Regions from separate parts of the Homo sapiens genome. Here region 2 is linked to region 1. A link is a loop called in an ENCODE intact Hi-C map of the cell type or tissue named here. Cell type or tissue: left ventricle myocardium inferior. All regions are shown on one strand. Each heading gives the region's core, and the rest is flanking DNA. Links, peaks and the distances in the headings are about the cores only. Region 1 has its middle 9.1 kb from the start of POSTN. Region 2 has its middle 14 kb from the start of SUPT20H.

Evidence for each region. A loop is a pair of places that touch in the nucleus more often than their neighbours do. Peaks named below come from ENCODE experiments on the same cell type or tissue, not always from the same donor. Only the 100,000 strongest peaks of a DNase experiment are listed, where the experiment ranks them.
Region 2: it touches region 1 in a loop (4-fold over the local background); 53 of 110 quality-filtered maps call a loop at or near these places.

Annotation. Positions count from the first base shown.
Region 1 is chr13:37,599,844-37,615,808 of GRCh38, reverse strand. No RefSeq gene overlaps it. Among named protein-coding and RNA genes, the nearest start is that of POSTN, 9.1 kb to the right of the region's middle. In left ventricle myocardium inferior, for the core only: a CTCF peak has its summit at 12,814 (motif pointing right); no DNase peak of the experiment used is centred there.
Region 2 is chr13:37,065,403-37,081,989 of GRCh38, reverse strand. No RefSeq gene overlaps it. Among named protein-coding and RNA genes, the nearest start is that of SUPT20H, 14 kb to the right of the region's middle. In left ventricle myocardium inferior, for the core only: a CTCF peak has its summit at 7,098 (motif pointing left); no DNase peak of the experiment used is centred there.

The DNA.
Region 1 (15,965 bases), core at 10,828-15,827:
ATTTAAATTAACAGTGTGTTATAAACATAGAATTTCAAGTTGGAGGGCATCTTTAAAATAATCTATTCTAGCAGTCTAATTTCAAATGAGGTTCAGTGAAGTAAAACTATATTTAAAAGGCTGCATCGCAAGTTAGAGATAAAAGCAACACAGGAATCTAAACTTCTGGATTCCTAAGCCAGCATCACAAGTTATATCACAGCACCAGCCTTGAGGAATTGTGCTACTGAATGGCATCTACTACTGATTAAATGCTATATTTTAGAGAATCCTCTATAGGCCTATCATACTACATGAGATTTAATTGGCATTCTTCAGAACATGATGTCATCCTGTGGTAGGGCAACACCTTTTAGCTGTATTTAAACCATGTGTATAGACTATGTAGTGGTATAATAGGCACGGCATTCATGCCAAGTCAAGTTCAGAGAGTTTGAAAGTGAATTTGTAATAATAATTTATAGTATTCAGTCTCTTCGTAGAACTTCTTCAGGGTGCTACTAAGCACTAGTGACTGTAATAAAAAATTGAGCTGAATTTGTCACAATTCAGTTGTTAAAGACTTATTTTGACTAAGGTAATGCACTGTAAGAGGTCCTAAGAGTTTAGTTTTACTTCACAATTCATCACATAGGATTTGCTGTAACTTACTTTCACCAAGAGTTTAGTTGCCTTATCAATAAAATGTAGTTAATGAAATGAAATTAAGTGTTTCACAGTGCGTTGAGATACAAAAAACTATAATAAACAAACCTGGGCTAGTGGCTCTCTTACCTAAACTCAACTTACAGATGCCACATAAGCAAGAGAGAGGTTGAAGGATGCTAGAATGTAGTGCATGCACACACACACACACACACACACGATCCTTGGAGAAAAAAATGCGTTTACTTTTAAGTGGAGGATTGGGGACATAATGGTAGTTCAGGACATTATAGAAAGAGCACAGGATACAGAACAGATTTCTAGCCATCTATCACTAAGGGATCGGATATCTACAATGTTCCGAAAGCATATATTTGGATGTTATGCAGCAGTCTGACATATTAAACAATCTGCATATAGCTACATGGATAAATTTTAATGTGTAATATTGAGTAAAATATGCATTATCTATAGCAAAATATTATTTGTGTAAACTCATAATATGCACACAGAAAAATACATTTTTTTCTACCACACACATGTATTTACAATCAACTGAGTTTCTATAGGAAGAAGAGAAACGCCTTGTGCAGTGAGTTTTATAGAAAAAAGAAAATAATAATGAAATAGAACAAGTGAGGAGGCTTAACTTTTCTATACTGATAATATTCCATGAACTAAAGAATATCATTACCTCCCATCCACAAATTCCACTAAGAAAAAGGAAGGAGGGGCAGGAAAAAGAGTAGGAAAGGAGGACGTGCTGCTCAAAATTAGGTTATTCCTCACCTGTCTTCACTATTGCTATAGAAGAGTATCCCAGGACAGCTCCATAGTAACCATTCCAATGATGCATGGGACCTCTAGCGAGTAAAAGTTGTCATTTTATTTTATTGATATCTGAATTCACATGTATACATAAACACACCTGTACATATTTGTATGTATATTTGTATACAAAAATTTCACTCATGTCTTTACAATCTGCTTCGATAATAAAGGTGTTATTAAAAAATGGTGAGTGGTCTATTTTCGATATCTGACCTCTAACAGCTTTCAAGCCCCACTCCTTTTCCTCTCTCACCTCACATCTAGACAAGCCATTAGGAAAGCCCACACACACTCCCTTTTTCAGCACTGGTGGGAAGCTCAAACCAAGCAAACCCACACTCTTGTGCAAGACCCCTCACCTAGACCAAGGACTTTAACTCCTATAAAAGCCTAAGTCAGTCCCTCTCCTCCTGATCTGTCAAGCCACATTTGAACCTTCCTGGGAGCCCATCCTGCTCTCTAGAGAAGGCGTTATTAAGAGAGTAGTAAATCTCTAGACTTTCTTTACATATGCCTGGCATCATCAGTCTTGAAATTCATTCCAAATTTTGAGGAGTGGAGTTGATCCTCCTCCTTTGCAGAAAAACCACAAATCAAAAGGGAAAATAAAATAAACACAGAAACTAATTTCCATTCTCCTCATCATTCACATCATAACGCTGGCCTGAGAAGCCAGCACATAGATAAAAGAAAGTTGCTAAACAGATATGCATTGATTACTCTTTATCCTTCTGCTTGAAATCGGCATTAAATCTAAGGGCAACAGAAAAACCTTTTTATGATTTTATCTCTACTTCATTTTGAATAAAATAAAAATAGCACTTAAGCAAAATAAGTCTTTTCTAAGCCTCAGGGAATATATTACTATGGTAACATGATCCCCAACAGGAATAGCAACACTGATCTTGACATAGTCATAGGATTACTTTTCTCTCTATAAGCCCCAGTAGCATATAGATAAGATGTGCAAAGACTATAAGCAGAAACCCTAAGCTATAATTTCGCGCAACCTCATAATGAAGTTATGTAAAGGTTTACCCTTGAAGTCACTATGCAAAAGAATCCAAAACTCCTTTTTGGACAGTGCATTTGTACATGGTAATAAGGGTACAAAGCCATAGTTGCTTTTTCAGGACATATCAGCAGAACTGAAACTCTGTAAGATGCTCTTTACTTTTGTCGGTAGCAACTTTCTGTGTCTTCTGGCAGCCAAACATAAACAATCAAAAAACAAAAATAACAACAAAAGATCTTGCACCTTTCTAGAGAAAATACTAAAAAGGGATTTTGAAAGTTCAATTTAAGGCCAGGTATAATGGCTCACACCTGTAATCCCAGCACTATAGGAGGCCAAGGCAGGTGGATCATTTGAGGCCAAGAGTTTGATATATGGAAAGTTATTGTATATCATCCTTATACATTTGAGTAATATTTTAGATATGTCCTTTTTCATTTTAATTTAGAGAAGTTCCATTATCTCCCCAGAGTTCATTTTCTGAATAGTTTGAGCAGGTACCTCTACATGGTTTTCTCCCCACAGAGGTGTCTTAATCCTATAACTTTATATTTCCTTCCTCTCTCCGCTTTGTAGTTTAAAACACAGTTTTGCACACAGCCCACTCCATCTTCAACAAAAAATAACTCTGGGTGTTAGCACTGTTATTTTTGGTGTTATCGTACAACAGTTTCTTGAGGTCAATCATTATTCCTATAAAGACTGAAAAGTGGGTATTGCTTAGTGACTTTTAAAGGCCTAACTTGACATAAATCAATACAAATTTTGTAATTTCTATAGTGATACTCAGTTCTGTCAACTTTGACAAGATATGAGATTTATTCCATTTGGACATTTACTTAAAACCTCTCTCCTCCTTCATAAATAAGTCTTAAAACATGTCTGAGGAATTGAACGGACAGATATTGTTAGCTGATTATTCAGCTAAGGAAATTGAGGCAAGGGGAAGTCAAGCTATTTCCCAATGATCTCACAGCTGATGACTGGAAAGTTCAGGGTTCAGCCCAAGCCGTCTGATTGCCAAAGTAACAGCCTCTTTAAAATATACAGCACTGTCTCTCTCTTGGCCTCATGTCTTTAATTGTTAATTTTTTTAAGTCTTTTTACTTTTGCTAAGATCCAAACTTCCCTTTAAACGTTAATGGGAATGTATAAGTATCTGTGAAAGAATGATCAGATAGAAAGATCATAGAGAAAAATGAAAGAAGAGAATTAAGGATAAAATAATCTTTGCTAAGGGAAAGACCCCATGGTACAAACTTTAAAACAAGTTTGCTCAGGGTTTTCCGTAGCTTTTTCTAGCAGAATCTGATCTCAGACAGGAGGACCATAAACTCATTTTAACCTTAAAAAATAAACAGCTGATGACAGATTAAAGAGTTACTACTACTTTTCAGGAAAGGTGTACCTTAACAGATGAAATTCTTTAAAATAATGTCTTCCATAGAGTGGAATTTCAGCCATCATCAAGTAGTTGGAAGATGTTAGAAGGATGAAGAAGAGTGTCTCTGCTGGTCTCTGAGAATCTACTCAGTAGGAATTTTTCAACCCAGGCTTTTACCCTTTCTATGCTGTAGATTTGATGACTTGGAGGAACACCATTCCATAGGCTAACTCCAAACATTGTCCATCTCACTTTCATACGTTTCAGTTGTGTGAAATTAGAAAACACTGCTTGAATTGAAAAAAAAAAAGATCCTAAGAATAATCTAATCTAATTGCTTCATTTTGAATTAACCTTTAAAAACACAGTCTTTATCTTGAGTTCTAAATATTTTATCTCCTCCGGAGATTTTTACGTGCTAAAAAAAAAACAGTAGCTGAAAGCATTTGTTTGGAGAAATGAATAGAAATAAGTGAAAAGAAACAACAAACTCCAACTGATACACTTTTTGTCATGATTACCTAAACCAATGGTTCCAAGTCCTGTCTGGTTTTTGTTTCCTGGGGAAGTACTGATTTTTTTCTTGATTGATGGCCTTGCATGGCTATCTGTATTTTTAAAAGCTCTTTCCGACCATCCTAATGTGCAGTTAGATTTGACAACCAGTGATGTAGACAATTCCTATAACAATACATTAGAGTCCAAATTAGCTGGATGATGGTAAAAAACATTTTCTTCCCTATGTAAGTATAAAGTCCCTACAATTATTAAGTTTAATCAATAGTAAACATCCATTAATCCTACATCATTTGTGATGTCTGTAATTTTACTTTTACTTATAGTCATCAATTCTAAATATTGTGATTAATGGTGGTTTGTCTTTGAAACTGTTTAAGAAAAGGAATAAGCAGTATTTTATAAACACCTACTATTAGATGGGTGTGGTGGCTCTCACCTGTAATCCCAGCACTTTGGGAAAGGCATACTGAAAGTATAAAAAGATTCAGCTTCCATCCTCCCCTCTTGCTCTCCAGATACATGGAATCTGGACAGTAAACCACAACCACAAGTCAGGGCTACATGGAGACGTGGTTTTCTCAGGAGAGAACCAAGGTTTCAGGTATGGAAAACTGTTCATAATTATTTTCAAAGTAGAAGGTGATTATTTAAAACTAATACTTTTTACCATGAAATAAGTAAATAAATAGTTGTTCCAGAATTTAAAATGGAAGGATTTTGAAAATAAATCACAGGAGAGGCCGAGCACGGTGCCACATGCCTATAATCCCAGCACTTTAGGAGGCTGAGGCGGGCAGATCACGAGGTCAGGAGATCAAGACCATCCTGGCCAACATGGTGAAACCCCGTCTCTACTAAAATACAAAAAAATTAGCCAGGTGTTGTGACGCGTGCCTATAGTCCCAGCTACTCAGGAGGCTGAGGCAGGGGAATTGCTTGAACACAGGAGGCAGAGGTTGCAGTGAGCCAAGATTGCACCACTGCACTCCAGCCTGGGCGACAGAGCAAGACTCCATCTCAAAAAACAAAAAACAAACAAAATAAAAAACAAAAAAACCTACTATTTACCATTTCTGTGCTTTCCACTCTTACTAGTAAGTCCAGATTTCCTGTTGTCATTTTGCTGAGTCTGAAGAATTTCCGTTAGTCACTAATGATGCATTCTCTCAGTTTTTATTTATTTTTGCTTCATCTAATTTTTAGAAGAATCTTTTCTATTCAAGAAAAATTCTAGGTTGACTCTTTTACTTATCAGTAGTTATTATAGATGTTGGAAGAGCCACTGACATGTACACAACAGAATTTATTAGTGATAATTCCTATGTAATTAATTATTTACTCCATCTTTTCATATCAAATTTTCTCTAGTTTAGGCTGTTTGATTTTTCTGATTGTCAATGGCCTTTTTGAGTTCCACATCAGGGCATGGACATGGACAAATTAAATTAGTATACTTGGTGTCATGGTTAATTTTCCCAGCCCTCAGACTTAAAGTGAGTGCTCTAGTTTTGGTTTTTGTAAGACCAGGGAATGAAGTTCTTTTCCTTTTTTTTTTCCCCATGGCGATTTAGATCAAAACAAAGAAAACTGGGTCCCTATGTCTTTTTGAGTGTGGTTGATATTCAAATTGAAAGTCGACTCTTAGTTTAGTCCCTCAAATTGCTTTCACAACTGGCTCTGGTTTTAAATCACCTGAAACTTAAAAAACAATCTCCAGCCGCTTTTACATGAATACCCATTTCACAAGAAAAAGTCACATCTCTGTAAATTCCTTGACCTGTACACACCCTGTCAGGGCCTTGAAAAGCCTGTAAATGCCATTGTAGTATCACTATTATTTTTCTCTGAGAAATTACAGAGTACAAAAGCCCCAAGGTTTGAAGCCAGGGAAATGTATTTGTAATTTTCATGACATCAGTTTATGTAATAGTTCCAAGAATCTCCACAAGTCCCAATCAAGATAAATATGAAGAGATCCATATCTCAGCACACCACAGACAAACTGCCCAAACCAGAGATGGAAAAGAAATCCATAGGAATAAAGATACATTGTATTCAGAGGAAAATGACAAGAGAGTCAACTTTTATCAGAAACATTGCAATCCAGAAAATAAAAGAAAAAAACTTATAATAACTGCCAACAAGAAAAAGTCAACCTAGAATTTTCTTGAATAGAAAATATTCTTCTAAAAATTAGATGAAACAAAAATAAGTAAAAGCTGAGAAAATGTGTCACTAGAAACTCTCTTTGTAAGAAATGCAAAAGGAAATTCTTCAAGCTGAGCAAAATGATACCAAGAAATCTGGATCTACTAGAAGGAATGGAAAGCACACAAATGGTAAGTGGCGTTTATAAATATTACTTATCCCTTTTCTTAAATAGTTTAACTGACAATTAACTTAAACATTATCAATCACAATATTTTGAGTTCACAGTTGCAAAAAGAAGTTGCAACCACTAGAGGTCAGACATTTAAATCTGCAATGTGATACTTCATATTACTAAATGCTAAAATCATCCAGTTTTTCTAAATTATTTTCTAATATTTTCTAAATTTTCTTTATTACTAAAAGTCCTTTCTTCTCTAAGAGCTCAAAGAATGTCCTGCCTTGGTAGATAGATATTTTACCCTGTATTTAATTGAACACAAAATCCCAAAGGGAAATGTAATCCAGGAATACAGAAAGATGGAACACCATCAGCAGGGTGATTTTCTGATGATTTTCTAAAAATAAAATATAAATAAGGTAACCATTTGATGTATAGCAGTTGGCATATTTCACAGTACTTTCACATACATGATCTAGTTTAACCACAGGTTAGAGAACTCTGTAAGCATTTCTAGGTCTACCAGGAGTCTTGGGGTTTGAACACCATTTCCCAATGGACACAATTTTTTTTATTTTTCTTATTACACTTTAAGTTCTGGGACACACGCGCAGAACATGCAGGTTTGTTACATAGGTATACATGTGCTGTGGTGGTTTGCTGCACCCATCAACCCATCATCTACATTAGGTATTTCTCCTAATATTATCCCTCCCCTTGCCCCTCAACCCCCGACAGGGCCCAGTGTGTGATGTTCCCCTCCCTGTGCCCATATGTTCTTATTGTTCAACTTCCACTTATGAATGAGAACATGCGGTGTTTGGTTTTCTGCTCCTGTGTAAGTTTGCTGAGAATGATGGCGTCCAGCTTCATCCATGTCCCTGCAAAAGACACGAACTTTTTCTTTTTATGGCTGCATAGTATTCCATGGTGCATATGTGCCACATTTCCTTTATTCAGTCTAATATTGATGGGCATTTGGGTTGGTTCCAAGTCTTTGCTATTGTGAATAGTGCTGCAATAAACATATGTGTGCATGTGTCTTTATAGTAGAATGATTTATAATCCTTTGAGTATATACCCAGTAATGGGATGGCTGGGTCAAATGCTATTTCTAGTTCTAGATCTTTGAGGAATTTCCACACTGTCTTCCACAATGGTTGAACTAATTTACACTCCCACCAAAAGTGTAAAAGCGTTCCTATGTCTCCACATCCTCTCCAGCACCTGTTGTTTCCTGACTTTTTAACAATCGCCATTCTAACTGGCCTGAGATGGTATCTCATTGTGGTTTTGATTTGCGTTTCTCTAATGAGCAGTGATGATGGGCTTTTTTTCATATGTTTGTTGGCCGCATAAATGTCTTCTTTTGAAAAGTGTCTGTTCATATCCTTCACCCACTTTTTGATGGGGTTGTTTGTTTTTTTCTTGTTAATTTGTTTAAGTTCCTTGTAGGTTCTAAATATTAGCCCTTTGTCAGATGGATAGATGGCAAAACTTTTTTCCCATTCTGTAGGTTGCCTGTTCACTCTGATGATAGTTTCTTTTGCTGTGCAGAAGCTCTTTAGTTTAATTAGATCCCATTTGTCAATTTTGGCTTTTGTTGCCATTGCTTTTGGTGCTTTAGTCATGAGGTCTTTGCCCATATCTATGTCCTGAATGGTATTGCCTAGGTTTTCTTCCATGGTTTTTATGACTTTAGGTCTTACATTTAAGTCTTTAATCCATCTTGAGTTAATTTTTGTATAAGGTGTAAGGAAGGTTCCAGTTTCTGTTTTCTGCATATGGCTAGCCAGTTTTTCCCAACACCATTTATTAAATAGGGAATCCTTTCCCCATTGCTTGTTTTTGTCAGGTTTGTCAAAGATCAGGTGGATGTAAATGTGTGCTGTTATTTCTGAGGTCTCTGTTCTGTTCCATTGGTCTATATGTCTGTTTTGGTACAATTGCTATGCTGTTTTGGTTACTGTAGCCTTGTAGTATAGTTTGAAGTCAGGTAGCGTGATGCTTCCAGCTTTGTTCTTTTTTGCTTAGGATTGTCTTGGCTATACAGGCTCTTTTTTGGTTCCATATGAAATTTAAGGTAGTTTCTTTCTAATTCTGTGAAGAAAGTCAATGGTAGCTTGATGGAGATAGCATTGAATCTAGAAATTACTTTGGGCGGTATGGCCATATTCACAATATTGATTCTTCCTATCCATGAGCATGGAATGTTTTTCAATTTGTTTGTGTCCTCTCTTATTTCCTTGAGCAGTGTTTCGTAGTTCTCCTTGAAGAGGTCCTTCACATTCCTTGTAAGTTGTATTCCTGGGTATTTTATTCTGTTTGTAGCAATTGTGAATGGGAGTTTGTTCATGATTTGGCTCTCTGTTTGTCTATTATTGGTGTATAGAAATGCTTGTGATTTTTTCACATTGATTTTGTATCCTGAGACTTTGCTGAAGTTGCTTATCAGCTTGAGGAGTTTTTGGGCTGAGACGATGGGGTTTTCTAAATATACAGTCATGTCACCTGCAAATAGAGATAATTTGACTTCCTCTCTTCCTATTTGAATACCTTTATTTCTTTCTCTTGCCTCATTGTCCTGGCCACAACTTCCAATACTATGTTGAATAGGAGTGAAGAGAGAGGGTATCCTTGTCTTGTGCCTGTTTTCAAAGGGAATGCTTCCAACTTTTGCCCATTCAATATGATATTGGCTGTGGGTTTGTCATAAACAGCTCTCATTATTTTGAGATATGTCCCATCAATACCTAGTTTATTGAGTGTTTTTAGAATGAAGAGGTGTTGAATTTTATCGAAGGCCTCTTCTGCATCTATTGAGATAATCATGTGGTTTTTGTCATTGGTTCTGTTTATGTGATGGATTACATTTATTGATTTGCATATTTTGAACCAGCCTTACACCCAAGGGGTGAAGCCAACTTGGTCATAATGGATAAGCTTTTTAATGTGCTGCTGGATTCGGTTTGCCGGTATTTTATTGAGGATTTTCACATCGATCATCAGGGATACTCCTGAAATTTTCTTTTTTTGTTGCGTTTCTGCCAAGTTTTGGTATCAGGATGATGCTGGTCTCATAAAATGGTTAGGGAGGAGGCCCTCTTTTTCTATTGCTTGGAATAGTTTCAGAAGGAATGGTACCAGCTCTTCTTTGTACCTCTGGTAGAATTAGGCTGTGAATCCGCCTGGTCCTGGGCTTTATTTGATTGTTAGGCTATTAATTACTGCCTCAATTTCAGAACTTATGATTGGTCTATTCAGGGATTCGACTTCTTCCTGGTTTAGTCTTGGGAGGGTGTATGGGACACAAATATTTTGAGTCTCCTGTCATCAAGTGAGAGTCTATATGCTCTCTTCACCTTTTTGCGTTCATTTTTGGTGGCTTCAACCATTAGCATATGTGGCAGAAGATGATGGCCGTGGGTACTCTGACATCAGCTCATAAAAGACCATGCATATTCTGCTTTGTTTGCTGGATCACTGAGCTGTCATATGTCTAACTCCTCTGAGGCCACTGTGTTGAAGAAGCCACATGTAGGTGCTCTGGCTGAGAATCCCAGTAGAGCTCAGCCTTTCAAACATCCTTGTCAATCTGGGGACACGTGACTGAATAAGCCATCTTGGCAGTGGATCTTGCACTGCAAGGGGTCCTAATTGACCACTGGCAGTTATTGAAATCACCCCAGCTATTCCAGTCTTCCCAGCTTAAGCCACAGACATCGTGGAATGGTATGGCTAACTTGCAAGTTATTCCCATTCGGCACTATCTGAATCTTTGATCAACTGATACTTGAAGCGTATCAAGTTGGTTGCTACTTTATGGCACTAAGTTTGGAGTGATGTATCAGGTAGCAATAGATAACTGGAACATCCAGGGAAATTAACTGAGTTTCCCTACCTTCCTTTCTGCTTTGTCAAAGCTGACATGTGTAAAATGTGGGTCAACTTGGGCAAATGATTTATTCATCTCAATTATCCCCTGTGTAATAATCTTGTAAGGGTAGAGGAAAAAAAAACTATAAAAGATTATCTGCCACATGGTGAAAACACATCTTGATAGATGTTTAAATGCAACTGAAAAATTGACAAATCTGTTTCTAAATTGAGGTTCCCCAAATAATCTATCTTGCTGAAGAATTATTAATTCACCACCTCTATGGTTTTATACTGTTTGGATATGAAGTCAGTTTCTCATTTTAGCGGAACTATCAACTCACATCCAAGCAAATGATTTCCTTCGCACACTGTACTTTGTATATGAATTTCAAACAGTGCTAGTATGCATTTAAGCCATTATAATGAATATGCTGCTCTTGTTTTTATTCACCTAACGCCTGCATACTTGTGTTTGTTTTACTTAAAGTGAAAATAATTTGCTAAAGGTAAAAATGCACTTCTGGGTGCATGTGTTCCTATGAAACCTAAAAGCAGACTGGAAAAATCAAAGATTCTTTTTCCATTTAAAGCCCAAAGCTTCCATCATTACCACAGACCTTTTTTTCTGAAAAAGAAACAAAGAATTAGTTTCTGTGTCCAATGAAATAGTTTCTTTTCCACCCGCCACCCCAACCTCTACCCTTTAACTTTCTCTAATGATATCACTCTTTTTGTTGTTCATTATGTACTGAGAAGCTATGACATCCAAACCCCTGTTCAGGTCCCACATGGCCTGAAATCCTGTAACTCATATAATTCCACTTTAACTTATCTAATTCCACTTTCTCTACAAGTATGTGTCCTTGGGAACAATAATAAAGATATAAAGAGTGTTGCACATTTGTTAGCATAAAAAGAAGAGCAGGTCTTTTCCATTTTTCCCCACAGCACTAACAGAGTATCCCAAGATTGTTTTGCATATAGGACAACAGAAGTGAATAAAAACCTTCATCAGATGCATGCCTCTTAGAGAGGAAAGCAGAAACCCTCATGATATATGGAGAGAACAAGAAGAAGAAATATGGGGATAACAAGAAGAAGAAATTTTGTAACTATTCGATTTCTGCAATTGGAAATTCATCACATAATATCATTATCTGGTGAAGTGAAGCAACAAAAGTTATTTTAGATCAAAATATATTCAATGTGTCTGAGAATAGCTGGAAGATTATGATTGAAAAATGAGGAATAACTCAACTTTGGTTGGCACTTTTCCTAGGAAGAAATCTGAAAAGCTTTTCAGACGTAGAGAGGAAGCATATATAGACCCTGTACTAAAAACACTGGAAATAGACAAAGGGATTTTGAGGACAGTGTCGGACATAGACAAATCAGCAGAGAGGATATATCAGTGGAGAAATGCAGGTCTAAGCATGGGACCTGAGAGTATTTCTATTTCAGAGGGAAAGGATCCAAGGAAAGTGATAAATGGTTGATTACAAATTATGGAGTTACCATAATTTAGTCCATTCTTTCAGCAGACCAAATGCTCCAGATGGGATGTTGAAATTTTAGCACTATGAAAGATAGATGGCTACAGAGTTCTTTTAATTGCAGCAATTATCCATCCCTTCATCTTACAGTCTAATCTGGAAGAATATTAAAAGTTATTTGTGGGCAGGAGACAGATGATGAGTAGGGTCTTAATTACATCTCAAACAAAATCATCCAGAACCAAATGAGAGAGAAGATGCAAGCCATGTCAACAGTATCAGGGGGTCAGAAGTAAGGGGTGTATAAATGTGAGAAGGAACCAAAGAATGAAATCAGACTGCAGAAGTGATTATTTCCAATCATTTGTTTGAAGTAGAAAAATTCAGTCATAATTTCTAACCACATGTCACTCTTTTATGTCAGTGTAGAAAAAAACCACAGAAACCCAGATTAAAAAAAAATGAAGCTATTTATGTCTCGGCCACATACACAAAAAAACGGGACTAGATTTTTCAACTTTTATCCAGATTTGGCATCGCTTATTGTGGCCAATATGTATTGGCTGTAGAATATTTTATGTAAGAGTGCATCATGAATCTTCAGTTGACTGGCATTTTGAAACACAGGTAAAATGCCTAAGATTTTTATGTAAGTTTTATATTGATTATTAATTTAATCAAAATATGGTATCTGTGCTTCTAGAAACATTGTATACTATACTTTCTCCACTAGATGTCTCCAGAGAAATGCAAGTAAATACTGCTAATAAAGATACTGTTAATAAGCACCCAGTTTTAAAATTGCAAAAGTACCCAGTTCAATTAGGATTAAATAGTTACAAGGATTGACTATTTAATATGAGAGTGGACCTGACACTTGATAGGCTTTTAAATGATGTGAGAGCTTAAAGTTATACCGGAAAGATGGCATACTACTCGCATTTATTTCAGAAAGCCTTTTGTCTTGCTGCTAAATGAGTTAACATTAAAGAAACATCACCTCATGTCTACTTTGCACTGCAGTTAATCATCTCTTTCTCTGAATATGATTTCATTATTTTAGAAATGTTGGCCAGAAGATGAAGATTTATGGAATATACAGAGGAAATCCGTTGAAGTATTATGTCAAAAGGATGGCGTGAGAGTGCCTACAGTTCTTGTAGACTATACAATGTGTCCAGCCACAAATATCTGAGCCTATATATTTCTTCTTTGGCCTCTTCAAGTTGTTCATTGATGTTCAATTTTATTTGGGCTGTATGCATAGTTTAAAAAGGGAAAAAAACCATGAAATCTAACTTTTGTTTAATTTGAATTCCTGCTCCTGTAGGCTTAGTTCAGCCTAACCTAGTCATTTTAAGAAAACATTTTCCCTAGCTCAAAAGAAACAAAGATCACTGGGTCTTTGCCAGAACTTCAATTTATAGAGCTGTTAACCTAGCTGTCCAGGAAGCCTGGGAACCTCACTAGACAAGATAGTTGGACATGGAAGTGCTACCCCCAGGAAAGTGGGGCACTAACTTCAAGACCTTATTATGTTTTACAAGTAAGTTGCAAACTACATGTAGATTGCAAATAGGCCAGAAAGAAAGCAAAGTGATGCTCAAGAAATGTTTTCACGATCCTGTAACCTATATGTTAAAAAGCAGGGGCTTAGAAATAATTTGGCACAAATAGCTACTCTGGATCATGCAAAACCAAGGAAATTTTTACTTTTAAAAAATCTGCACTTGGCTTGAGTATCCAGGTTTGTTGAATCCACAGTCTATGTCCAATCTTAGACAGTATAGGGCAAGTTTAAGGTTAGTTACATGCTGGCGGCAGTAAGCATGATATTACAATGAGTTCATAGTCTCCAGAGGCTACAAGTCTTGTTACAAAGATCCACTAGATAATTTGCAAACTGACAATACATTAGCATCCCGACAGCTAGAAACAAATGATCCTCTCTTTCAGTCACATTATTTTTCTTCAGTTACATAGTAAACCATTTAGTTTTCATGAATGACTTATATTTCTGGGTCACATTTTGCAACCCTGAAAGTCAGACTTAATTATCATCATTTCAATTTTCCTCCCATCTCCCAGGAAAATTACATGGACAACCCCAGGGTCACTGTCTTTTTCTGATGCAGAAGAATAAGGGTCCTGTGTGAAGAGAGACGGTGGGGGGCAGGGAAGAGAGAGAGAAAATTTGACCCTTGATGAGTGCTCAGAAAGGGAAGAATTATGTTCCTTGCAAGATTCTCAATATCTTCTCTAAAACTTGGACTACTCTTTCTTCCATTATCTTTCTTACAACTGTTTCCTTCCCTTATCCTACCGAAAACTTGCTGAGACTTCCTCCCACTATTAGGCATATAATATCACACTTCTGGCCTGGCCTTAGCTTTTTAAGTTCCAGTGCTATAATCTTTTTATGTTTACCCTAATTTTTTCCTTCTCTTGGGATATTCCCCAACATCTAAATTTGCAGGTAGTTTGTATGCACACCTGGCTTGCATTGTCAAGATCTTTCGTGATGTCATTACTAATCCTAACTTTAAATACTGAGGGCTGCTATTTGTTGATTTTCATGGGACTTACACAAGTTCCAGAAATAATGCTCAGGATGGATAGACTTATGGTCTCTATTATTTGAAGTGTGAAAAGAAAGATTTAAGACCTCTCTTTTAATTGTATGAGCATATATCATGCTTTCCACAAAAAAGCATAAATTAATCTCACCTGTCAGAAGGGAGAAGTAATCTTTTGAAATATGACTGCATTTCCATCTTCACTACTCATTTCATGTAATTATTTGTCAATTTAGACAACTGCAAGAGCCACGATGAATGGAAGCCATTAATACTAGTGCATAAAACTGGTTGCAAAGAACGACTAGGTTAAAATTGTTCTTGAAAATAATCAATAAAATTTTAATTCGTTCCAGGCAATATTAAGAAAGCAGGCAACATGGCAGGAAATTTTGATTCTTCCTTCACTCCTTGTATTCACAATCAGGTCTATCAGTTATCATTCCGGACTGTATTTAAAAATATATATTTTTTTACCCTTGATACTTATTACACAAGTCTATATCTCTTTCTCTGAGTACCTCATCCTTCACCTCCAGTCAAACCCTATTGGATTTGAGCAGATATCAGCTTCATTACAAAAAGGTCTGTAAGTAGTTACATCAGTCTAAAGATGAAAAGTGTGGCATTAGTAGCAGTGTAATCTATATTATAATGTCTAACTGGTCTAGAGTTGAAGACTTTTATATATCCATTTAACCAGGAATGTCCTAACAGCTAATTTAATAATATTGATAGTTTATCCGTCCTAATCAATAAGCAGTTACTGACCACCTGCCATTTGCACAACATAAGAGTAATAGAAAGCTATAATATAAAGCAAAAGATGACTTCATAAAGTCAGAATGATTCCATTCAGAGAAATGTAAATGATAGACTAAACTCTTCCTTCCACAAAGGACCAGGGTCAGAATATAATTTAACTTTTATGCTATCTCCTCTCCAGCTCTTCTTTTGAATTGCCCCTTCATTTTCTATAACTTAATCCCAAGATTTTCATATTGAAATGGCCTCTCGATCATATTTCAGCATTTGTGGTTTCACTGTGTGCTTTCTTAATAAACTAAGCAGCAAGTTGTAGAATATTTTAATATCCCATAGTGAGTTTAAGCATAACTCAGGATACTCAGAATCCTCTCTAGTTCAGTCCAGTTCCCCTAAAGCCTTCCCAATAGAACAACAAGGAGAATTCTGACAAAATCTCTCTACCTCACCAGTGGGAAAAGAACATGGATATGACATTACAGAGGGAGCATCTTGTAGCAAAATGGATTGGAATTACACTTTAGGATGG
Region 2 (16,587 bases), core at 4,404-9,403, 530 kb after region 1:
AGACATGATATTTAATACTACTTTAAACTAATTATGCAAATATTAAAATTTAAAACTCCATTGTTTTGTAAATTTCATATAGCCACTAACAATATGAACTATCTCTAAAATTTTGAGTTTTTCTGTGAAAAAGTTACCTGAAAGATAAAATATCTATCGACTTTTGCTTTCTGGTAACTAAGAATATGGCAGAATGGGAAAAAAAAAAAACCTTATCAAATGAGCACACACTGAAGTGTCATTGATTTGGTATCTCCCAACCTTAAATATTCCAGAAGCTGTTTTTATTTTAAAACAAAATTGTTTTTTCAACCAAAAAATTACTTACTATTGGGCCATCTGCCCATTATCAAGATATAGCAAAGAAGATATTGGGAGCAGAGCTGCTTTCCTAAGTTAGGACATCTAGCAACCTGTATCACTCCAGCTCCAGAAACCATGATATTTAAAGGAAACTTGGGGCAGCTTTGTGCCCTCCCTGGTCCTTTATAGCAGTAGAAATCAGCTCCAGAAATGTTATTTTCTTCCCAGCCTTTACAACTCCTGTACTGTCTCCACACCTCCTGCCTCAGGCTCATTTCATTATTTTCCCAAGAGTTAGATACACTTGGGTAGCTTTGGTCCTATCCTGGCCTCCTGAATTACTGCCTAGGATTAGTCAGTCACACCTGTTTCCCAGGTCCTGATCTGGGAGAACCATCTTAGATCTTGCCCTGGCTGAAACTCACCTGTGGGAATAGAATGTGAATTTAAGTCAGAGAAGAGAAGATCTCAGAACGATGGATTCCTTACAGAACCAACAACCAACAACAACAACATATTTCCTGAGAATTTCACTATTTACAAAGTACCATCCCATACATTATCTTATTTGCTCTTTCTAATCACCCTGTGAGGAAACTGATGGTGATGATGACGACAATGACGATGACAATTTCTCTTTCACAAGTGACAAAAGACAGACTGAAAATAAGCAAGGCCAAACAGCTGGCAAATACTGAAGATGAAATTCAAATCCAAGTCATATGGTTGGAAGTTCTGCATTTTTTTCCTACCCCATTGTAAATGTTCATAGATTGTTGCTCTAGGGACCTAGAAATCTGCTCATGTAGCATGGTATTTACTCCCTACTTCAAAAAATGTAAAGGAAATATTGTTTACCATAAGCTAAAATGAATCTACTTTATCTCAAAGTATCAATTTATTGTCTTTTCGTTTCCTACTATGAGGAGGTCAGCATTTCCAGTTTCTGTCAGTTCTTATTCCATATTTCTTTATTAACTCTGGTGTATCCTAACTCAGATCATAATTTTAAAAGTTCAGATAATTTTCTTCTCGAAGCACTCTTCTTGTGAACCATGTACTTGCATACTGTAAGAAATCTCTAAATCTCTCTATTCAGAATCACTAACATTTTCCTTTGTGAGCATTTGAACAAGGCATGTCACTGAGCTGGACTGATAATATGAAAAGAAATAAAATATATCAGTGACCTCAAAGAACTTGCTACCTACTAAGGATATTCAAATTTTAAATTTAAAAATTAATTTGAAAGTAAGATAGATCATTTCTATCATACCTTTTTTGGTTGCGGAAGAAGAGGGACCTAGTTCACCTGCCAGAAACACTTGAATGGCGAATTTAGTTAAGAAAATATAGGCCAGGTGCATTGGCTCACTCCTGTAATCCCAGCACTTTGGGAGGCTGAGGCAGGCGGATCACTTGAGGTCAGGAGTTCGAGAAAAGCCTGACTAACATGGTGAAACCCCGTCTCTACTAAAAATACAAAAATTAGCCAGGCATGGTGGTACATGCCTGTAATCCCAGCTACTCGGGAGGCTAAGGCAGGAGAATCACTTGAACCCAGCAGGCGGAGGTTGAAGTGAGCCGAGATCGCACCACTGCACTGTAGCCTGGGTGACAGAGTGAGACTCCATCTAAAAAAAAGAAGAAAAAAATATGAATCAGAATGGCTTCCATTGTACTTGGATACAGGTTTAACCAAATATGTGTTTGTTTGATTTTGTTTTTATTTGTCTGAATATTTAGCAGAACTGCCTTACCCCTCAGGCATGTCTGCTAAGCTTTTTAGAGTTTGGTCGTCCCTTGGTGTCCATTGGTTCCAGGAACCCCAAGGATACCAAAATCCATGGATGCTCAAGTCCCTTGTATAAAATAGCATAGTATTCGCATATAACCCTTGTACATCCTCTCAAATGCTTTAATCCATCACTAGAGTACTGATAATACCTAATACAATGTAAATGCCTTGTAAATAGTTGTTATACTGTACATATTATTTTATTTGTATTATTTTTATTGTTTTATTGTTATTTGGGGTGAGTTTTTTTCCAAATATTTTCAATCCATGGTTGATTGAATTCGCACATGTGGAACCCACAGATACGGAGGGCCAACTACACTGCATCTTCAAGCCTCCCACTCGCATATATTTAATTTCTTCTCATTAAAATAACCTTCAATCATTTTTCCTACAGTTAACACCATATGGCCTTAAGAATCAAAGTTAAGTATCGCCTCTCTGAGTTCTCCCTTACCCTCCCTACCTCTCTGTCTGATTTAGATTCTCTCTACACTGCTGACATAGCTTCTACACACAATATAATCATACTGAACTGGGACCATTAATTTGTTTTCTACTTCCTCACTAGACTGGAAGCTTCTTGAAAACATGGGCCATGTTTTATTTTAATTTTATTCATTCAACACAGATAGATGGATAGATGGACGGATAGGTAGATAGATAGACAGATAGAAGATAAAAACATAAATATCATTTGATATTTACAAGCAGGGATTTGAATTAAATTGAATGTGACTCCATGACTCCAAGAGCCATACTTTTTAAAATGTAATATGGTTTTTATCATATTCAATAAGTGAATAAATTCATGGATTGAATGGAATTAGTTATCCAATTAATTTATAAACTCTGTAATTGATTTTTTTCTACTTATTGAACATTAGAATCTCTTAATCTGATGCTGCTTTCTCAAAGCATAAAAACCACCTGTGTCGGCATCTTATAAATTTCTGGGCTTCTTACAAATTTCTTCCCCCAATCTATGTCTATACAATGAGAGTTTTGAAATATGAGCCCTAAGAATCTGCATTTTAGTGAAATCTCTGATGCTTTGTAGTAGTGATAAAGTATGAGAACACTGCCATAGCCTATGGATAGCCAATAAATACTGAAGGTGGAAACAGAAATTACTGGTAAGGCTTATATTTTCTCTACCCTCTTTAAGATTCTTAGAGGCTGAGATAGACCCAGAAGCAGAGGTATCCACACAAAGGCCCCAAAACACAGATGATACAACACCAAAACAGGTAACATCAAATGCAAAAATCTTTTCTACATCATTTGTTATCAAGATGGGCATGGTATATTTAGGGCAGGAGGAGGCGGCGAATTAGTGGTGTGCTGGAATTGGCTTTTATAGGCTTTTGAGAGCTTGCTGCTATTAATAAATTTTCAGGCCTGGCACGGTGGCTCACACCTTTAATCCCAGCACTTTGGGAGGCTGAAGGGGGCAGATTACTTGAGGTCAGGAGTTCGAGACCAGCCCGGCCAACACAGTGAAACCCCGTCTCTACTAAAATACAAAAATTGGCTGGCCGTCGTGGCGGGCATCTATAATCCCAGCTACTTGGGAGGCTAAGGCAGGAGAATTACCTGAACCTAGGAGGCAGAGGTTGCAGTGAGCCGAGATCATGACATTGCACTCCAGCCTAGGCGACAGAGTGAGACTCTCTCTCAAAAATAAATAAATAAATAAATAAATAAATTTTCAAAAATTTTACAATGCAGTTGTTAAACATAGCCATTATCAAAAATTAAATTATACAAACTTATAATTCATTAAATTATGTTAAAATAAAGGCAACAAATATTTAAAACTCATCACTGGCCGGGCACCATGGCTCATGCCTGTAATCCCAGAGCCTTGGGAGGCCGAGGCGGGCAGATAACTTGAGGCCAGGAGTTCGAGACAAGCCTGGCCAACATCGTAAAACCCTGTCTCTACTAAAATTTTAAAAAGTTAGTCGTGTTGGTGCATGCCTGTAATCCCAGCTACTTGGGAGACTGAGGCAGGAGAATCGCTCGAACCCAGGAGGTGGAGGTTGCAGTGAACCGAGATCACGCCACTGCTCTCCAGACTGGGTGACAGAGTGAGACTCCGTCTCAAAAAATAAATAACATCACTACCTAAATGTGGTAAGCTCTCTCTGTCTGTGAGTTCTGCATCCATGGACTCAACCAACCAAAGATTCAAAATATTAGAAAGAAAAAATCATTAAAAATATCAATACAACAATAGGAAATAATATAAATAAAAATAATATAGTATAACTATTTACATAACATTTACATTATACTAGGTATTATAAGTACTCTAGAGATGATTTAAAGTACACAACAGGATGTGTGTAGGTTACATGCAAATACCATGCTATTTTATATAAGGGACTTGAGCATCTACAGATTTTGACACCATCACGTTCCTGAAACCAATCCCCCACAAACACCAAGGGATACCATGGATACCAAGGGTTTACTGTGTTACATAATTTCTTACATTTTTCTTACTTTATTGCTATATTACTTTATTACATTTTCTATTATCTTTGCTTTTGAGGTTATTTATTTCTATTGTATCTTTATGGTGCAAATACTATATACTGGGGTGCCACTGTGCATTTCTTCCCAGTTCTGTGTTCAGCAATGTCATGCTAATAGCTTGAAATCAATCACGATGAGAGTATTTATACCATGGAAATTGGCAAACACTATAAATCAGAAATTGAAAAATATTTCAATTTAATAAATATAATTTATATAGGGTGAGAAATCATTTAACAGTAGATCATATATTGAATTTAGTGACAATAAGTTTGTTGGGAGAAAGACTAATTGGATTGGGATGTAACTCAATTTGTCAAGTCATGGTTGAATGGCAACTATAGGTTGGCTATGGATACAAGAATTTAGCAAAAATCAATGAAAGCATTTGCGATAAGTGACATATGATACTTGCAATTCAGAGTACATTTTATTATTATTTGTAAATTGCATGCTACACTTCCTTTTAAGCAGTAAAATCTGTAATAACTTATGTACACCCAGACACACATACACTTTTTTTCAGAAAATTGGTTGTTAAACATTTATCTGCACACCAAGAGGTTGTGGGAGTCATGTGATAGTTCACCTAAATCTGAAGATCTTATCAGTACTTTCCAAGACAAAAGCTGGAGGTGCCAGCTTTAAAACTCTTAGAAAAAAATTAAATGTACATCTTCATGACCTTGTATTAGGCAACAGTTTCTTAGGTATGACACTGAAAGTACAAGTAACAAAAGAAAAAAATAAATGAACTCAACATCATCAAAATTAAACATTTTTATGTTTCAAATGACTATTAAGAAAATAAAAACGCAACCCTCAAAATGAGTGAAAATATTTACAAATCACATATCTGATAAGGGATGGTATCCAGAAGAGAAAACTCTTACAACTCAACACTAGAAAGACAAATTATCCAGTTTTAAAATGGGCAATAGATCTGAATAGATAATTCTGCAAAGATATACAAGTGGCCAATAAGCACATGAAAAGATGCTCAACATCATTAGCTGTCAAGGAAATGTGAACCAAAACCACAATGAGATAGCACTTCACAACTACTAGGATGGCTATAATACAAAAAGATACATAACAACAAATATTGGCAGGATATGAAGGAATTGAAACCACTTCATTCATTGCTAGTGGGAATATAAAATGGTGCAGCCTCTTTGGAAAACGGCCTGCCATTTCTTCCAAAGGCTAAACATAGGGTTATCATGTGATCTAGCAATCTCACTCCCAGGTATATACCCAAGACAAGTGAAAACCTGTGCACACAAAAACTTGTACATAAATGTTCATAAAAGCATTAATTAAAATAACCAAAAAAATGAAAACAAACCAAAGTCTGTCCACTGATGAGTATATAAAATACGATATATCTGTACAATGGAATATTATTCAGCAATAAAAGCAAAATGAGGTTGGGACTATGCACAGGACCCAGCAAGGGAGACTAAATAGAAGCAGCCGATGAGATAAGGAGAAAACCCAATCCTTGCAACCTCCCTGGAAGCTCTAGGTTTTGTTGGTCCCATTTTACATGCATCTAAACAGAAGCTCAAAGTGGTCATGTTACAAGATGCCTCAGTAAGACAGGGTCAGAATCTAAACCACCGATTATCTGAGTTTAGTTCAGGTTTTTCTACACTTCTAAGATTATAACTGAAGAAAAGATAAGATTCTAAAAATGTGTGTATTGTCACTATAATTGTACTCATCTATAGTTTTAGCATTAGGTTTTTGGCCAGTAATTTACCATAAGAGTTACATCACTAAGTTAAATTTGTCCCACTTCTGCAAAACAAGAAAAACACACATCTACCTTGACTATCATCCCTACTCAAACTTCTCAATATGGTTAAATTGAAGAACACCTTTGGACTCACAGCGCTGATCAGCCAAGACCGAGGTATGTTTCACACAAAGCTCTGGATACAGCTGTGGGAGATGGGCCTGAAGACAGTCCCAGATAAGAAGCATTGCTTGCCTCCTGCTGCAACTACAGTTTTGTGAATTCACCTGACTTCCTCCTCTCCTTGGCTGCTCAGTCCTTTTTTCCATGTTTGGTTTAACCAGTATTTTTCTCACTGTCCTAGCTTTCCTATTTTACCATTTTAACTAGGGTATTGTATATAGTTAAAGCAGCTTATAAACTGACTTAAATGCCTGGGATACAGTAGTATTTAAATCTAGGAAACAGAAATTTAGAGTATTGATAATGGCTAACGATGGAAAAACTATTTTGGAAAAACTGTATTTGACCTTTAAAGCAATGAACATTTGTATATTTAAGAACCAAAAAAGTTTTAGGCAGAAATTCCTAGTAATGACATCTCATTAATAATAAAGAATTTTCTACTCCTTTACAGATCAAAAGTTGTCTAGATCTTTCATCAAGTTTAGTACAGTATTTATTTTTAAATCAAGCCCTGACCTCTAGTGGCTAAACTGAATTAATTAAATACCTCAACCTACTGAACAATCGTAATGGCACAAAAAAAGAAAAGAGCCCAACATTATAACCTTCCTAATATAATGCAATAGGCAAAATCCAGTTCCACCTATGAAATATTTCTGCAAAAAACAAAAATCAGTCCAGAATCTTATCTAGTGTCTAGGTCCAACAAGCAGTTTAGAGGAAATAAAAAGGCAGGTAAACATGTTAGACACCACTAATCTAGAATGTGGAAAGTTCTACTGCACAAAAGAACATAAGAAATGTGCTAGAAGAGAAAATTATTATAGATGAAAACAATTAAAAGTTTTATTGTTATAGATTTAAAGTGTCCTAAGATACTTATAGATTAAAAGTATCATATTAAGCTAATGCTATCTGTGGACCTTGTTTTGATGCTGATTTGAACAGTTTTTTTAAATCGTGAAAAATAGGGAAATGCAAACTGACTGGATATTATATGATACGACAGAACTATAGTTCACTTTTAAGGTATGATATAATATGATTGCTTCTTAAAATTATCTCTTAGATATATATAGTGAACTATTTATGACTGGAATTTTAAAAATTACAGATGCAAAGGCCCTGTTTTTAGGAACAGGAAAAGAGGCCAGTGTGGAGTGAATGAGGGACACAGAGGAAATGAGCTCAGAAAGGCAGTGGGGGTGTGGGATAATTAGGGGATGATAGGACTTTTAATGAGATAGGACATCATCAGAGTGTCATAAAACCCCAAATTCAGGCTCGTGTACCCGACGTGCAGTTGACGCCAAATACTGACACACAGGTGCTCAGAGATAGAGGAAGATTTGATATGGCCAAAGCAAGAAGGCAGGAGAGCAAGATTTTTCAAATCCATCTTAACAAAAGAAGCGGGGGCTGGGCGCAGTGGCTCACGCCTGTAATCCCAGCATGTTGGGATGCCAAGGCAGGTGGATCACTTGAGGTCAGGAGTTCGAGACCAGCCTGGCCAACATGGCAAAACCCCATCTCTACTAAAAATACAAAAATTAGCCAGGTGTGGTGGCGGGCAGCTGTAATCCCAGCTACTCAGGAGGCTGAGGCAGGAGAATCGCTTGAACCTGGGGGGCAGAGGTTGCAGTGAGCCCAGAGCACTTCACTCCAGCCTAGGCAAAAGAGTGAAACTCTATCTCAAAAAAAAAGGAAGAAGCAGAAGCAGGGAGTTTTTATGCAGCCAAAGGGTAAGGGAGTGGGAGTTTCAGGGAATGAAGGGGGAAAGTCTGTTTCTTCAGTCTCAGATAACACCTTGGGCAACCAGACATCTGGGCATCGGCAGCTGTTCGTGAAGTCCTTAGAAGTATTTATTTCACCTTTGTTAACTCACTGTTGAACCCACTGGTCTCCTCACTGTTTCTGAATGTGGTTTCTCCCATCTCTCCTGCTGCTCTCCCCATCGTTTCACTTGTTGACCCCTCTCTCACCTCCTTCAGATTTTTTTTGCTTACAGGTTAATTAGCCTTCACTAACTGTTTTTAAGTCGACATCATTCCTGCCTCTCTCCATCCAGCACTCCCTATATGCCTTTCCCTGCTTTCTTTTTCTTCTTCATGGCACTTATTATCATCTGATAAAGAGAAAGCCCCTGCCATCAGGCAATTGGCCTGATGCTCACAGCTTGGCCCCATTCTCCTGCTGTACATAAACAATTTCATAGACCATCAACAACAGACAAGGACACTCTCAGATTTTGATAAAGTGAGATAAAAACAAGGCCACTGTGCAACCCACAAATTACCAAACACCTCTTTTCTTTTGGCTAAAATTAATGACTGCTGCTTCTTTACCAAGTACAACTTTAGCCTCAATCTAGTCTGTCCTCTCTACACATAAGATTTATTAAGATACCAAATCAGAATTTCCCCTACTTCCTGACAACTTTAAATCCAGAGCAAAGCTCTACTCTTTGAGAACCTGCCCCAAGTTGCCAGCTAAAGCCCAAATCCTATAATAGATTACATTCTTTTTCTGAGCCCCCTATGAGTCCCTATGGTGACTGTTGTCCCTCTCTGCAAAAAATAACAAACCCTAGTTATTCAACCACAGGTGTGTGGCTGGCGGCCTTTTCCTGAAGGACACAGACACATAATGTACTATGTGTTCTCATTTATTCATTTCTCCCTCTAGGAAGTATCTCTCTGAGGGCCTACATGTTTATCCCTTTGGACACTGCTAATGTTCCCAGCAGTTAGAAGCATACCTAGTATATTAGAGGCTCTCAGGAAATAGTTATTAATGAATGAATATTGAGCACCAAGATTGGAGTAGGCATTAGAGATGTGTTAAAATAACTAAATGGGAGGCCATTAGACTGAAGTGGCTCTGACACCCTGGATTCCTACATAAGCAAACTGAAACCTAACGGAATTTTAAACTTTATCTCAGCAAATCACAAATGGCCAATTGGGCATTATTTATATTGTCTTGAATCTTTCACTGAAATAGTCCAAATAAGGCAATTGCTCAAACTTTAACCAGACAAATAATTTCTTTGCTTTCACATTCACCTTATAAAAGTTTTTCCTTCAACCTCTTCCAGGAGCCTCTATTTCTGTGTGAGCCCCTAGCCATTCCCTGCCTGTTTCATGGTCACAGTCTGCTCAAATAAACTCTTAGTTTTTAATGTGCCAAAGGTTATGTTTTAATAGATGCAAACGTGAATCAGAGCAAATCCTGGCGATGTTCTGCAGGCAGTGGCCCAGTTATACGAATGCCTGTTCAATAAGTTTGCCTGGATAAAGGAAGAAAGGGGCAAGAAATGAATCAAATTCTACAGTGGGGACCACTACGTTTCTCTGCTTTCAATGCCTGCTTTATTATTCTTTTCTTTTTCTCTCTTTCTTTATCAGGGTCACCCTCAGGAAAAAGTCAGACACACTCCCCTGAAACCACTGCTGGCTGGAGGAAACAGGTTTAGCATATGTCAATGAGAACCACACATGCTATGGAATTTCATGCCAAAGCTATCAAGCTTCCCTTTGACAGCCTCACTGAGAAAACAAGTCAATAGAGATTCATTAATTGGAATTTAGAAACCTTACTTATTTAAAAAAAAAAGGCTGAAAATTATTATACATTACAGAACAATGATTCTCACACTCCAGGGCACTTAAGAATCCCCTGAGGTGTTAAGAAAAAGAGACTTTTTAATTGAAATAAGTTTCTGAATTTATAATAAAATTAGCATTTTGAGATTAAAGTCTTAAGAAATCTAAATTTATAAACTCATAATTTTAATAAATTGAATATTCACTAAAACACCAGCAACTCCAGGTATTTTTTCAAGCCCCAAATCTTCCCTTGTCGAAACAAGGGAATTAGCAATGCACCTGACATTTATCAGGCATCTTTGTAAGTTCTGTTGCCTTTATTATATAAGGGCTCTCTTGCCTTTATAGCCTACCCACCTTCTTCTTTTCCTTGGATTCAGCTATTATCTTTCTGCTAATTATCAATAAATTAATAATTTTGATTAGGGAAATCTCTTTCAAGTTTGGTAATGTTATGGGATCTTTGAGGTGTCCTTCTCCTGGCTGGAAACCTGTGGCTGGTGGAGGCCTTGCCCAAGTTTTGCTCAGCCCACTGGGCTCGTTCTGCCCACTTGGCCTAGCAGGCTGTACTCAGCTCATGCTACTGGCCTGGATCCCACACCTCCAAGGGAGACAGTGAGTCAAGCATGGAGCAGCAAGAGTTGTGTGTGTGAGCACGGGGTCTGGCCACTGCGCAGTCAGACATGCAGCTGCTGCCATGGGGCGGGCAGCTCCAGATGCCAGCATAGGCGCCGGCTCTCAGTGAGGCTGCAGCTGGACAGGGCGCACCACAAGGAGCTTCCCTGGCTGGCACCAGGGAAAGCAGTGGTGCCTGGAAGCTTGGAGATGCCAGGAACCACAGGGCCTCAAAGAAGGAGTCACAGCCCTGGCTCAGGGAGCTCCCAGGTCTAGACTCCCCAAAGGGCCACAGCTCTCCTTCTCTCTGCCTGTAACGTGGGGAGCAAGGGGCATGTTTCAGCCCTGTTTGTATTACAGTTCTCTTAGCCTTGCCATTTAGTGGGTCCCAAGTTCTTGTCTTGTGACCAGGAAGAATGAGGTACGCATGCAAGTGAAGGGTGAGCAAGATGATGAAGAGCTTTATTGAGCGATAGAACAGCTCAGTCTCCCACAAGGGGCAGCTCCTTTCCTCAGCCAGGATGTCCCGTCAAGTGTTCAGCTCCTAACTGAGAGCTGGTAGCTCCTCTCTGCAGGCAAGTCGTCCCAACAAGTGTTCACTCTTGGCAGGGAGAGTGGCTCCTCTCTGCAGCTGTTCCTCCCATGGTCCAGCTACCAGCAGAGAGGGTAGCTCCTCTCTGCAGCTGGTCATCCCGTCATCTGTTCAGCTCTGGCTGAGTCCTGGGCTTTTATGGCCTCAGAAGTGCCCGCTGATTGGTCTATGAGAGGCCATGGCGGGTGGCCAGAAAAGCCACCACCTCCCACTCCTATCAACTGGATGGGCAGTCAGCCCCAAGCCTTCAGGCCTTCCCTGGCCTAACCAGGGACCTGCCCCCTTCTACCCTCTTAACAGCCTGTCTGCCTCCTGCAGCTGTCCATGGAGCCCAGAATGCTCGAGTCAAGGGGCACCTGTAGGCCAGCACCAAGCTGCTCTCAGCCACCCCTCGGCTTCCCCTGTACTCCTCAGTGCCCAAAGTCCGGAGGGGGTCTAGGCAGCAGGGGGCTGGCGTGTCAGCACTGCCCTGAGCTTGGCCCCAACCCAGCTCCAAGATCAAAGCAGTGCAGGGAACAGGGAGAGGCCAGGCAGGAGCAGGCTTCCCCGAGCCTGTGGGGACAGGGGGGCCTTCCTGACCTCAAGGGTACAGATCCCACAGACGGCCTGGGTCCTGCACCTGGGAAGGTGGGGCTCCTGCCTGCTCTGTGGAATGTGCAGGCAGCCCGGGCCATGCCTCCTCACAGCCTGGGGCGGGGGCTCCAGGTCCTTGCTGGGTGCCTCTCTGCCCACTCCTCTGTGCCCAATCGCGTGGCTCCATCACTCCCCCTCTGGGCTGGGCGACTTGGCCTGGCCTCATAGCGGCGGCCCCCAAGGGGCTGCGGGGCGGCTCCTGCTTGTCCTTGGCTCCCGCTGGTTCCGTGAAGCGTGAAGCGTGGCACAGCCCCGGGCCCAGCTCCGCCTCCTCCCCACGCCCTCCCCACAGCAGCAGTGCGTGGGTGAGAGCAGCAGTGTGGGGCCAGAGTCCCGAGTGATGAAAGCTCCGGGCCTAGGGTCGGGTCCCACCTGGCTGCATGAGTTTGGGGGCAGCACAGGAGGTTGCTTCCGGGACGTGGGGCACAGGGGACCCACCACCGCCACTGCTGCTCCCACAGCCGTTCCTGCTGCCACCCCTCGCACCTCCCCACTGCAGCCGGTGGGGTGGCAGTGGCCTCTCCGGACCACCCGCTGCCACAATCAATAAGTTACCAGACCTGATCCAGCCACAAATTGTCCCTGGTAGGGTCTACCCAAGTGGACGAAACCATAATTAAGAAATACCACTAACTGGTTGCCCTCTGACTGTAACAATGCTTATTTTAGGCAAGCTTTAAAATAGATATGTAGGATCTGGATCTCTAAAAAGAGCATTATTTGTTCAAAGAAAACATTAATACAGTACTGACTATTCCATTTGGTGCCACAAGATGTCACTTATATACAAGCAAACTCTGTATATAAAATAGAAATAATTTTGTTTCAGAATTTTTTGGGTCCTAATTTGTAAGGACACCTGGTCATCCATCCTGGATGATAAAAATATGACTACAAAATGCTTCCTGACCTCAAAAGGCTTAAAAGCTTACAAAGAAGCAGATGTGTGCTCAAGTAGCTGAACACAATTCACAGTATGTTCAATGCAATGCCAGAAATGCACACTGTCTAAGCAAAAATTGGCCTGGACAAAGTTACATAGTCAAGGAAGACTTACTTTAAGGCTATTGCAATAGGTGAGAGAGACCAGAATATAGCATGAACTCAACTCCACTGAAACAAAGGGGAAGATAATTGGGTTTGGGTTTTTTTTTTTTAATATTTGTGTTATGGTAAATATACATAAGATAAAATTTCCCATTTTAGCAATTTTTCAATGTACAATTTAGTGGTACTGAGTATATTCACAGTGTTGTACAAACATCACCACTATCCATTTCTAGAACTTTTCCATCACCCTAAATAGAAACTCTATGTCCATTAAATAATAACTTCCAATTCCTCCTTCCCATATCCCCTAGTAAACCATTCATCTTTTTGTGTCTCATGAATTTGACTAGTCTAGATACCTCATATAAGTGGAATCATGTAATATTTGTGCTTTTGTTTCTGGCTTATTTTACTTAGCCTGTTTTCAAGGTTCATCCATAATGTAGCATGTATCAGAATTCCATTCCTTTTTCAGGCTAATACTCCATTGCATGTATTAACCACATTTTATTGATACATTTATCTGTCGGTGGGCATTTGGAGTGTTTCCACCTTTTGGCTATTGTGAATAAAGCTACTATAAATGTTGGTGTGCAAATATCTGTTCAAGTCCCAGCTTTCAATTCCTTTGAGTATATACCTAGAAGTAGAATTGCTGGATCACATGGTAATTCTGTGTTGAACTTTCTGAAGAACAACCACACGGTTTTCTACAGCAGCTACACAATTTTATATTCTCACTAGCAAGGTACAAATATCCAGATTTCTCCACATTCTTGACGACACTTGTTATTTTCTGTTCTTCTGATAATTATCCTAATGAATATGAAGTGGTATTTCATTGTAGTTTTGATTTTCACTTCCCTAATGATGAGTGAGGCTAAGCACCTGTTCATGTGCTTATTGGCCATTTGTACCTCTTCTTTGGAGAAATGTCTATTCAAATTATTTTCCCATTCTTAAATTGGGTTATTTGGTTTTTCTGTTGTTGAGCTGTAGACATTCTTTACATATTCTTTATTTATACATATATCAAATATGTTATTTGTAATATATTTGTCTCATTCTGTTGGTTGCCTTTTCACTCTACTGATGTACAGAAGTTTAGCAGGAGAGGTTTTAAGAGCTGGAGTAGGGGGTAGTAGGCCATCTGTGTTAACTGTCCTTACCTAAAGAAAACACAAACTTTACTGTATCTTCGTGATAGGAGGTACTGTTATAACTTGGAGCTAAGCACCCTCTCAAGTTGGTTACTGCCCTCCTACAGAAACTGGAGACACGGGCTCTATCTTCCTTGATTATTACATTTCAAGGAGATGGCCCTCCTTAAGAAAGACATTCCAGGGTTGTAGAATTGGTAACAGGCATTTTTTAAAAGTTATATATCAAAGGAGCAAAAAAACAGCCTAAAAGTTTTTTTATAGTAAATGATCTAAGAAAAGGGAGGTCAGTGGCCTAGAGTTGGTAAGAAATCCTATCTAAAGTTAGGAGAACTAAGAGAAATATTAATGAGACTTTATTTTGGCCACCTTGGTTAAAATAAAACATTTGGAGGCCGGGCATGGTGGCTCATGCCTGTAATCCCAGCACTTTGGGAGGCCAAGGCTGGCGGATCACCTAAAGTCAGGAGTTCAAGACCAGCCTGGCTAACATGATGAAACCCCATCTCTACTAAAAGTACAAAAATTAGCCGGGCATGGTAGCGCCCACTACTAGTAATCCCAGCTACTCGGGAGGCTGAGACAAGAGAATTGCTTGAACCCAGGAGTTGGAGGTTGCAGTGAGCCAAAATCATGCCACTGCACTCCAGCCTGGGTGACAGAGTGAGACTCTGTCTCAAATAAATAAATACATACATACATACATACATACATACATACATACATACATACATACATACAAAAGAATTAGCCGGGCCTGATGGCAGGAGCCTGTAATCCCAGCTACTAGGTAGGCTGAGGCAGGAGAATCGCTTGAACCCAGGAGGTGGAGGTTGCAGTGAAACAAGAATGTGCCATCACACTTCTGCGTGGGCCACAAGAGCAAAACTCCATCTCAAAGAAAAAAAAAGCATTTGGGGCCATTACAGATGAGAAAAACTAATTCCAACTGGAAGAAATTCCAGCAAGTATCTCAGAGGTATTAACATTTATGTAGTCAAGCAGGCTGGTATAAGATTCAATGGGCAAATTTATTAAAAAAGAAAATGCCAGATAAAGAAAAATCATTCGTTAAAAAAAAATAGAGAAATAAAAGTTTATAACAAGATAGACAATGCAGCCAGCAAGACAGCAGGATGTAAAGGAGTTATCATGGAAGACTCTGTCTGGGAACATGGATAGCCTTGGACCATGGAGGGCCTAAATGTCATATTAGGAATTCAGACTTCATTTTAAGGACACTAGGGGCTCAAAAAAATGTAACAGGGGGCATATGACATGATCTGGGTATTGGAAGTGTGGAAAGCAGCTGGAGAGAGGGAGTCAGGCGGGAGAGAAGGCTTTGTCTTTCCGTTGTCACGGCTGTGGCTGGCACACCTGGCAGAACAACTGTCCACAAGCCAGCAGGTAGGGCCTCCTCACACACTGCTGCAACCACCCTTTCTCTGTCTTCACTTGCACCTGCCCTGTCCTGGGAGGAGTGACTTGAGCCAGAAAAGAAGCTGTGACATCAGTAGCAATGGTACCAGAGTGGCGAGCATTAGGGAAGGAGGAACAGAGTGATACTCATAAGAAAATAATTTCTTTCAGAGCACAGCCAGGCAGCCAAGCTTTCAACTCTAAAATCGAGGACCCACTAACGTAGGGGGAGCTCAAGGTAACAGCCCTGACAGCACCAGAGGAGGAAAGCAAGGCTCCTCATGAGTTATTTGCATCACAAGTACCCAACACAGCCAGACTTGGGTGGGTCTCCTCCACCACCACTGTTGGTCACTGAAAGATCACTTAACATGTTACTCTGTGCCTCTTTTTTTCAAGTAAACTGGCAGTTAGATCTAGAGGCTTGATTAAATTCAGATTTAGGATTTTGTAAAAAAAAAATTTCATAAACAGTAATACTATAAAGTACTATTTATATAGTATAGTACATAGCACATAAATAGCACATACATAAAGTGGATCACTATTAAGTTTCCTTTCAACCTTCTACCCATTTGGTTATTTGGTAACCATTAGTAATTATTCCCTAGAAGTATTATTTTCTCACAGGTTGCAAAATGGTGATATTCTATCACTTTTTTATTTATTCACTGGAATTCTTCTATTAAAAAATTTTCCCAGACTGGGCGCAGTGGCTCACGCCTGTAATCTCAGCACTTTGGGAGGCTGAGGCGGGTTAATCGTCTGAGGTCAGGAGTTCAAGACCAGCCTGGACAACATGGTGAAACCCTGTCTCTACTAAAAATACAAAATTAGCTGGGCGTAGTGGTGCATGCCTGTAATCCCAGCTACTCAGGGGGCTGAGGCAGGGGAATACTTAAACCCAGGAGGTAGAGTTTGCAGTGAGCCGAGATTGC